Linked DNA regions of Homo sapiens: region 1 is linked to region 2. The links are chromatin loops, found by intact Hi-C in ENCODE. Cell type or tissue: MCF 10A. All regions are shown on one strand. Links, peaks and the distances in the headings refer to the core of each region. The heading gives the core; the rest is flanking DNA. Region 1 has its middle 130 kb from the start of TMEM30B. Region 2 has its middle 98 kb from the start of SLC38A6.

Region 1 (5,382 bases), core at 183-5,182, 70 kb before region 2:
GCTGTGGCAGGGTCTTGACCTTGCCCTCCATGACCTTCCATTTTCCTTACTTCTAAGTGGAGCAAATGACAGAGTCTCACTCAGAGAGTGAGTGTGATGATGAACGCAAAAATAGACAAATGGAGCACTTAGTACTTTACTCTGAACATGGTGTGCTTCTCATTATTATTGTTAACATTTTTATATGAGTCATTATTGTAATTTTTGAAACTTACATGTTTGTTGAGTTACAGAGATGAAAGAAATGTGAAAATGATTCTTGTTATTCTTCTTATTAATGGTTACTTTTAAAAACCGAGTTTTTATTGAATTGCATTTTAAAGTCCATAGAACTATGGTCTACTACTTTCAAAAATTTGACTGTTTTTCCAGTGAGTTACATACATGCATAAATGTGTATATGTTGGCAGCTCAGAATTAACAGAGTATTTTTTTAAGTTCTAAATTCCTCTCAAATGGGAACGAAGTGTTCTCCTGACCCTTTCTACACTCCTTATTACTGTCGACATCTGCAACTAATTGTTGATCTATAAGTCAAAACTGTGACCAATGCAAAAAACCTTTAGCAAAGCCTGCCTGGGCTTGGGTGACCCTTCTTAATGTATTTCAGATTAAGACTGAAACAAGCCACCTTTTAACTGTCCAACTGAGCACCAAACAGTAGCGGTGAGTATTTATCAAACATCAAATAATAACATGATCAGATAACATGCTTACCAGTGAAAATCTAATTTAGAGCTTTAAAAATGTTTCATTTGAATTTTCAAAACCCAGACTTTTTGATAGGTACAAAGAAATACATTTTCAGCGTGCAATTTGATTGACTAAAGTAACTATGTATCAACAAAATCAAATTTTGACCATCTGAATATCTTTGTAGTAAATGAATGGCGTTTTAAGAAACCACAGGAAAAGGCAACATCCCATTCTGGTCAAGAATTTGGGTTCTGGAATAAACACACACAAGTTTATGCCCCAACTCTGCCATTTACTAGCTGGGTGATGCGGGGCAAGTTACCCAACTTCCTTGAGCCTCATCTGTGAAATGGGGGCAACAGAAGCTTCCTTGTAGAAGAATCCTTATGATAAGCATTTGAAGGGAAGTGTTTGGCACACTGCAGACTATGTTTCAAACACTAGTAACAGAAAGGCTACAAAATGTATAGTCTAGACAAGCAACAGCATCCTTTAAAAAGTTAAACTAGGCTGGGTGCAGTGGCTCACACCTATAATCCCAGCACTTTGGGGGGATCGCAAGCACTTGCTGAGGATAGCAAGACCCTCATCTCTACAGAAAGAAAAGACCTTCAGCTCTACAGAAAGAAAAGAAAAAAGAAAAGAAAAAGAAGGAGGGAAGGAAGGAAGGAAGGAGAAAAAAGAAAGAAAGAGAGGGAAAGGAAGGAAGGAAAGAAAGAAGAAAGAAAAAGAAAGAGAGGGAAAGGAAGGAAGAAAAGAAGAAAGAAAAAGAAAGAAAGAAAAGAAAGAGAAAGAAAGAAAGAAAGGAAAAAACAGAGAGAAAGGAAGGAAAGAAGGAAGGGAGGGAAGGAAGGTAGGAAGGAAGGAAATTAAACAAACTAAATAAAGATAATGGACATTATAGCATTACAGGCTATTTGTGTGTACTAACTGGTTTAGTTTGTATTCTTCAGAATAGTTAAAGGAATAAATCTGTTTTCCTCACTTTGCAGCTGACTACCCAGAGTTGCTCTACAGGAAGCAGCATGTTGCAAATCAACAACCACGTTCCAATGTGGGGCTCATCCACCGCCATTTGTTTTCTTGGCCCAGCCTCTTAGTTCGAGGGCCACTCCTCCCTGCCTGCCAGGCACAGCTACCTGTCACTAGATTTCAGTTTCATTCCCTCTGGCAAATGATTACTTATCTCTTCAAGCTCTCTCCCAGGGCAGAGCCTACATTTTCTGTCACCCTCATCACACCCTCCAAAATTGGTAAAAATCTATACATCCATTTTCACAAGATGTGGTAAAGTCAAAGAAACATAAACTTCACATCTAAAATACAATTTTGTTTATTTTGGAATCCATGTGATTCCAAAATCAGATTTTATGGGATCAATATTTATGAACTTTTAAATTATCGATAGCCTTGAGAATGAGGATTCGATTTTTATTTTTTTTCTTTGACATCTCCTGCATGTCTCGAGCTCTGGGCCAGCCATCTGTGTAACTGCAGACATTGCCTTCCACTTCAGCTGCTACTTCTTAGCCTTGGACCACTATCCTGTGAAATGAGAGGGCAGAGGCAGGATCCCTGGAGCCAAAGACGCAGGGGCAGTGGCCATATTCACCTCAAATGGACAAGCTCCTTCGGCTGGAGCATGGGTGCGCTTTAGCCTCCTTCCACCTATAGGGTTCTGAACCTGTTTGGGGTGGAGGGGAGTGCACCAACCACAGGTCCACACTAAAGCCCTCCGCCCCTTTAGACAGCTACAGCCACTCCCAGCCAAAGGCCAGGCCACTAAGGAGCCCTGAACACCACATCCTCTGGGGCCACACTTAGGAGGAAAGTTGTCTTCCCACAGCTGAAGCCATTGATAGGCTGAGCTAGCCCCTCTTCTATGATCAAAACTGTGTGTGTCTATTGGGCAATCAAATATCAATAGTGACTGAAACTCCCATTTCCTTCTAGCCCAAGCATGCTCTGCAACAGGGGAGGAAAGGGTGGCTATTGACTAAGTGTCTCCAAGGTGCTTTCACAAGATGCTTGGTGCTTTGTATATATTATCTCATTTAAATCACAACCACCATTGGAATAAGGCATTTTAATCCCCATTTCATGGCTGACAAAGTTGAGGTTCAGAAACGTTAAGTCATTTGACTGAGGTCCTGTGGATCACAAGTGGCAGGGTCCAACCCAAGAATGACTAGAATGTTCATAATCAGACTGCCGCAGCAGGCCAAGACGGGGTGGGCAGAGGGGGTGCCAACACTGCTCCATAATCCCACTCCTGATGAATGGACAGCCATCTATGTCAGGGTCACCGTGACTGGGTCTTTGTTCCAGTGCTGAATGCATGCACACACACCCACACACGTGCACACACACACACTCACATGCACCACAGGGTGCCGGAGTAATGTGGCTGTTTTGATCTGCTCTGAGGTTCCTAACTCAAGCACTGAAGTCCTGGGCTCGGCTTGAATTCAACCTGAGCCGAGAGCTGGCCAGGCCTCAGAAACGCGGGGCCGTCCATCACTTACGTCTCAGGTCTGCTCCTCGGAGAGCTGGAGTTGACCACAACTGCCTTGGCACAGTTCCACTGTGAGGGAGTCACAAAACTGGCATTTAAGTCCGGAGCGGAAAAAACACCCCAAGCTTGTTCGTTTTTCTGACAGGTGCTGGAGCCCATGAAAGGTCAGATTCCAGCTCACAGTCACATCCTGGCTTAGCCGGCTCCAGGCACACAAAGGCCTGTCTGTCTCGCCCCAGCGTGGGGAGTGGGGATGGAGGCCAAGGGCTTAAAATGGCCGCCTGATGGCCTGCTCCTGCTGATCCATTCCTTCACGCACATTGGCCTCAATGAAGCATTGGGAAACCCAGCTGCCAGGGATGTGTGAAATGGGAGGAATGAAGAAGAATGCAGGCTTTTTTCTTATTTGGAATTGCAAGAGATGTTAACCCCCCGGCAGCCCATGAATCCATGCCCTGACATCAGCCTGCTGTGGCTCATTTTGTAAGAGCCCCGGGGACACGTCTGTTTCATGTTCAAAGCCTTACCAGGCTGGAAAATTGAGTGAGAGCTGTCCCTCCAAGCCCTCAGCAAGGATGTTGGGAAACGAAGGAGTTTATTCTCTTCCTTGCTGGTGCATCAGGGATAGCTCAGAATCGCGGTGTTATTGGAACAGAGGGCGTGTGTTTAAATGCACGTAGCCACATGCTTTCATCCAGGAAGGTTTATTTTTGCAGCCTTTATGAAAACATCCTCCAATTCAAAATGGCTCCAAGGACCCACAGTCCTGTATTTTAAGTTTCTCACCAGCTGCTGTAGGCTGAGATTCTTTACCGCTTCTAACTTCTTCAAAAGATCTCACCACCCTCTCTTGTCACATGACTCCTTCCCCTCCCTCTCTGTCACCTCCCCATAACTTTACGCCAAATTATAATGCTGACAAGAAGCCAAGAGTTACAGCAGCTGCTGCACATCATCCTTGTAAAGAATCCTGGGTGATATTGATCATATAATAAAAACTTCAATTGACAGCTTCTTTTAAAATAACAAGCTCAGAGTACCAATACAATTCTTAAAACAAAAAACAAAAAAAAAAACTTGCTTTTGAAATTAAAAAACAGTGGTTTTGGAATAATTTTCTCCCCACCAGTTGAAAATCTCACCCTGACAAGAAACTTTCTCAGTAAAATAAGCTGTAGACTGGAAACTGGAGGCCTGGCCTCTTGTCACAGCTGTATCATGGAGTTATTCTGCATCAAATATGTTCATAGTCAGATGATGGGGAAGCCCCAGCTTTCTGAAGGGGTGATCACCAGCAAAAGACTGACTGCAGAGCTCTCCTATGTGTCCTGAATGTGTCCCCAATCCCTAAAAACCCTGTCCTTGCTGCCTTCTGTTAAGATTCCACCCCATCACCTCCACAAATGATTGACTCAATGAGCTTTTGCTCGCAGCCTATGTGAAAAGGTACAGTGTCCTTGGGGCCTGTCCCACAGCCACTCTGTAATTTCATGTCTCCATCTCTCAACAGGAAACACACTCATTCCCCTAGGAAGCATATTGATGATCACAACTACTATGTACATACATTGTGCTAAGTTCTTTTCAGGCACAGTCGTGTACTTTTTCCACCATTTTATGAAGTAGGTATGTTATAACCTATTTTGTAGAATGTATCCCATTTTATAGAAAAGGTGCCCGAGGCTCAGAAAGGCCCCCTGATATGGTGGAGCGAGCACACAAGTCCATATCAATCTGACTCCAAAGATTGTACTCTTAGCCACCACCCTGTAGGGCCTCCTAGCATAACTGGGACTATGAGGAATAAATACTCTCCAATAATTTTTTAAAGAGCACAGTAGAAATGCTTTCGTCAAAATAACTACCATTCGTTGGGCCTTCAGTACATGGTGGGAACTGCTAGGAGCTTTGTGTAAATCTCTTGTAACATTCTCATAGGGTAGGTATTCACGTTCCCATTTTACATGTTAGTGGCTTGATGACACCAAAGACAAAACAAAATCCTGGGCTCAATCCAGGAGTAAGAGACCTTGGCAATTCAGCTGGACGATGTACAGTGCAAATTTGGCAGCATTCAAAAGTCTTACTGCTACAGCTCTTTTATTATTATCAGAAATAATAACTATGGCATTTATTGAGCCTGGAATGCCACATGCTTTAGGGCTCCCTTC
Region 2 (5,382 bases), core at 288-5,287:
TGATCTAACCACCTCAGCCCCTGCTGTGGGATGGGTGGTCAGGAAAGGCTTCATGGAACATGAAAGACTTACGCTGGACCTGGGAAGATGGGTCTGGGATTTCTATGAGTGATGAGCAAAAGGACAGTTCAAGCAATGACCCAAAGCACTGGTCAAAGTAGAATAATTCCTGTGGTCTCTGGGCCCAGATCCTTGTCCAATTTACCTTGGTTTCCATTCTTCAATCAAACTTCCTGGCTCAGACAACACCCCATCTATGGCCCCTGCTTCCAGGTCTGGCTAATTCCTCTCCTGCTCAAAACGCCTATGATTTGCTACTTGCCATGTGGCCCTCTAATTCCATCCCAAGGCTCCAGAGGTGCAGATCTGCAAACCAGCATGATTAGCCACCATTGCTGGCTTCCCATTCAGCATATAAATCTAGTGCCTGGGATTACCTCATGCCAGAAAACCGAAATCCAAGTCAGATGGTTAAAGCATTAATAGCAGTGAGTGTTGTAAAGACTCAACAATGTGAACCTTCCCAAAATGAACCATCCTGACCTCCCTCGCGCTGACAATGCGTGTGTGACATCATGTGTAAATGAGCCTTAAATTTGAACCAGGTGCCGAGAGCTGTCTGGCGTCTCCTGGCTGCTGTATTAACCACTAACATGCACAGGGGGATTCTGAGGCAGTAAAATGGAGCGAAACCAACAGCAGTGACCAGGGCCCGGTGCAGCAGCTGTAGCAGAGAACATTCAAATCACACCCACCCGACTGGGCCTGGGCCCCCGGGTCCTGTAAAGCATATTTCCGGAGGGCTGGGGAGCCTAGGGAATTTGGCTGCCTTCATGCAGAGACAAAAGCTCCCCATGCAAATCAAACCACTTCGACTTGCTTCCCAGACTTGATTCTGAGCTGTTTTGATTTGCATCCATGAGGGTAGAACTCAAGTTCAGACTGAAGCTGCAGTTGGTAAGAACCAAAACCTATTGCATGCAGGTACAGGCAGTGTAAGATATATTTTTGGAAGGCACAATTTCCAAAGGAGAGAGTCAGCTCCAAATTCTCAGGTGCTATGACTTTCACCAGGCTGGGACCTGGAGAAAAAAGTGTGCCTTTGTCCATTTGGCATCACAGAGTCCCTCAGCTGAGCCTCTCCCCACAATAGGTCACATAACACGCCAGCTCTAGAGAACACGAAATCAAATTTGGAGGGATGGAATTAGGTGTGTATAGTGGGTGGGTGTCCTTATCATTGTCAGTCATAGGTATGAGAAAGTAGATGAAGAAGAGTAAAAGCAAGTTAGGAAGAAATAGTTCTTTAAAAAATTAAGCCTGCATAAAATTAACAGGTTATGTTGTTGTTGTTGTTATTGCCTTTTAATGCTTATTGTTCATGGTGCCCAATCTCAGGTTATTAACAGCTTGGCCATGTTAAAACCTGTATCCTGATCATCACTAGCAGGCCTACAGCAGAGACTGGAGACAGTGAGGATAAGAAAGAGGTGTACCAAGTGATCCTCTCTTGCTGGGGACTGTTCTAGAAGCTCTACACATGCTGGGGAAAGGAGCAGAAGCCAAAGACAGGTGAAACTCCCATTCCATGGATCCCACAGGATTTCAGCCTCAAAGAAATCCTTCGTTGTTCAGGGCACACTCTTAAACCATCAACACTCACCAAGTATACTGCACTGTACCATGAAGTCTCTGAGGTGGATGGGTAAAGTAGGGATGGGAGGCAGGTTCTGGATGGAGGATACAAAGGAGTTGGCAGATGTGGAACCTTTCCTAAAGGCTGTCGCAGGGTGGTTAGACATACAAATATACAAGAATTTGTATATTTTATCATTTAGAGAAATTAAATGTAGCATCAAGATGTTGAGCATAGGTTTCCTGAGTAATGGAGCAGTTACATTAAGTCATAGTCAGGTAAGTCCTTCTAGAGGAGGTTGAGTGTGGAAACAGGTTTTGAGGGAGAAGAAACGCTTTGGAGGGGAAAGAGAAAAACAACATGAATGGTTTGTGCAAAAGTTTGGAGGCAGGAGGCCGGGCACAGTGGCTCACACCTGTAATCCCAGCACTCTGGGAGGCTGAGGTGGGTAGATCACCAGAGGTCAGAAGTTCGAGACCAGCCTGACCAACATGGTGAAACCCCGCCTCTAATAAAAATAGAAAAATTAGCTAGGTGTAGTAGTGTGTGCCTGTAATCCCAGCTACTCAGGAGGTGGAGGCAGGAGAATCGCTTGAACCCGGGAGGCAGAGGTTGCAGTAAGCCAATACCCGCCACTGCACTCCAGCCTGGGCGACAGAGCGAGACTCTGTCTCAAAAAAAAAAAAAAAAAAAAAAGTTTGGAGGCAGGAACTCATAGGAAGTCTCTTAAGATGCCAGAGGTCTTGACCTGGCTCGGTGGCTCACGCCTGTAATCCCAGAATTTTGGGAGGCCAAAGTGGGCGGATTGCTTGAGCTCAGGAGTTCGAGACTAGCCTGGGCAACATGGTGAAACCCTGTCTCTACAAAAAGTACAAAAATTAGCTGGGCATGGTGGCGCATACCTGTAGTCTCAGCTACTCTGGAGGCTGAGGTGGGAGGATTGCTTGAGTCCGGGAGGCAGAGGTTGCAATGAGCTGAGATCACACCACTGCACGCCAACCTGTGCGACAGAATGAGACCCTGTCTCAAAATAAATAAATAAATAAATAAATAAAATAAAAAATAAAAATAAATAAATTAAATAATTAAAAAAAAAAAGATGCCAGAGGTCTTAATAGGATCTGAGGGCATGAGGAATTTTCCAAAACTCCAGAAAAAGTTCCTCATATGCCCAGGAGCTGAGACTTAAGAACAAATCAAGTGTGGTTTTTAGATAACTAGCCCTTGAAGGCCTAAAGTGCTTCTTTTTAGCTTTTGGAAGACGATGGCACTAGTCCAATGCAGAGAGGCAATTAATCTTTCTCTACCACTTCTACTTGATGTAAAGTCCAAGCTCAGCCTGGGTCCAGCATTCTCTACATCAGGATCCTACCCTTCAGCTTTACTTCTCAAATTGCTATTACATCTGTGCTCCTGGCAAAATTTTTACTTGTCATCTCCAAAGTATACCTTGTATTTTCCTGTACATATTGTTAGTATTTTCTTTCCAAACAGGAGTATCTTCCTTTCATTCTCATTTCTACTTTGGTTATCCTTCAATTTTACTTCAGTTGTTGCTTTCTTCACAAAGTCTTCCCCACTCACCCAGAAGGCAGTGAACCCCACCTCTATGAGCTTATCCAGCAGAGCTTTTAATGTTCATATTACTCACCAAGATATGTCATTCTTTCAACAAGCACGCACAGATGGCCTCATGTGCATGTGGCACATGCAATAGCCACACCCTGCGCTTCAGGGTATTACCGTCCCAGGTATTGTATAGAGGTCACCTCCATTGGATTGTAAGTTCCAGTAGTTTACCAACTAAAGAAAAATACTGTACCTACCTAACAATGCTTTGTGACAGGGAAAATCAGCTATTCACAAATGAGGCTGGAAATATAATTTGAGAATTTGCTCTCGCCAGAATAAAGTTCTAGATTGCTACAGTAGGGCTCTCTGATTTATTAAAAGCAAATTACTTTTTGTTTTACTATAGAAGTAACAACATTATGAAATGTTTAAGTAACTGAGTGTGGGAGTGATTAGACATCTTTTGGGAGAGTTGAGTAGAAAAAAAAATTGAGGAAAGCCATTTTACACTGAAATTAAAATGTATGAATACAAGTCTATTTATGTAGTCTCATGAGCTAATAAATTGAGAACCATTCTGGATGAATGAAAGCAAAGAATTTATTTGAATGCAAATGAATGACAAATCTTTAGACAAAGACAAGGAGAGGCTCCAAGTATTTTGCTTCCCTGTGAAATGTAAATATTATTATGGTATAATCCTTACTGACTTTTGATATATCATATAAACTTAGGAAGTTATATAGTAAAAATGTCCTGTGTTTTTTTCTGAATTCTGAAGTGTTGACAAAAATTTTGCAAATTTGTAAACCAGAACTTATTTAGATATTTTTCGCTCCCAAAGGTTAGGATTAGTAATGACTGGGGAAAGAGTCAACTAGGTCATCAACGAATTTTGTAATCAAGATCTGTTTTTGTATCTACTTCTTTCCACCTATAAGATAACTGAAGTCAATGAGCATTAGAAGTGAAGAAATCTTTACTGAATTTTTGAATATAGACTGGTTATTTAGACTGATAGTTTCCAAGTGTTGGTCTATGAGAAAGTTTTCACTGGTCTTTGATGAGATAAATAACTATGTAGCAAGTTTTTCACAAAGGTTATAACCTTCCTTAATTTTTTATATTGAAAGTGGCAAGTTTAATATCCTTAATCAATTTATAAAATAAAAAGTCTGCAATCTTATCAATGTCCCAAGATTCATTTTGACGTTCTAAAGTTCCAAAAGAAATCTCAAATCTGGGAAACACTGAATTAGACTACTGATGGTCTAAGCTATATTTGGATTTTTAAAAATTGTGTTTGTAGAAAGTCACAGAACACAGAAATGGATTTCTGACATTGTTTCGTAAGACATCCAAGTTTTCTCAGTCTAGTTGACAACTACTGGAACACATCCCTGCTCTACTTGAAGACCCATATACCTTTCCTTTGTCCAGAATTTCCTCTGAAATACTTAACAAAGGAGAAACAACAGTGCTGTGGCAATGAACCATGACTCAAGAGGACACAAGGCCGGCCAAAATACTGTCTGGCTGATGTAACAGAACAGATTTAGGTGCCACATTTTAAATGAATAAAGCAGCCTTCAACACAGTCAATATTGACTATGTATCTGCTATGAGCAGAACCTTTTTGTAGAAAAAAACTCCAACAGTTGGATACACTTTATTTACATGGTAATTAAGCACACAGCCTTTATAGTCAAACTTCAGTTTCTATTCTTAGGATGGCATCTTAAGGATGTATAACCTTGAACAAGTCATTTAACCTTACAGTCTCTCTAAACTTTAATTTCTAATCTATTAAATGGGGAATATAACTGTGCTTACCTCAGATTACATGAGAATGTGCTTGGCATAGAACCTGGTCTATACACCGAAGTGCCAGCTCAGTAGTGTCATATTATTTTATGAGACTAATGATCTTCCATTCATTTAAAGTATGAAACTTTTTCAGATTTTAGCAGGTTGGAGAACTGGGTAAGAAAACCAGGGAATTATAAAATTTGTTTCTACTCTTTTTCCATGGGAGTGCTCTTCCCTAGGGGCCCCACTCCCTCTGATTCCTACTGCCACCATCTAAGTAGAAGTTGAGTTGAAGGCCGGGTGTGGTGGCTCATGCCTGCAATCCCAGCACTTTGGGAGGCCAAGACGGGCAGATCACCTGAGGT

What was found. Peaks named below come from ENCODE experiments on the same cell type or tissue, not always from the same donor. Only the 100,000 strongest peaks of a DNase experiment are listed, where the experiment ranks them.
Region 1: it touches region 2 in a loop (2.0-fold over the local background); 2 of 110 quality-filtered maps call a loop at or near these places.

The regions. Positions count from the first base shown.
Region 1 is chr14:61,146,169-61,151,550 of GRCh38, reverse strand. No RefSeq gene overlaps it. Among named protein-coding and RNA genes, the nearest start is that of TMEM30B, 130 kb to the left of the region's middle. In MCF 10A, for the core only: no CTCF peak of the experiment used is centred there; a DNase peak (open chromatin) is centred at 3,280.
Region 2 is chr14:61,076,084-61,081,465 of GRCh38, reverse strand. It overlaps a transcript of SLC38A6 not described here. Among named protein-coding and RNA genes, the nearest start is that of SLC38A6, 98 kb to the right of the region's middle. In MCF 10A, for the core only: no CTCF peak of the experiment used is centred there; DNase peaks (open chromatin) are centred at 3,335 and 4,715.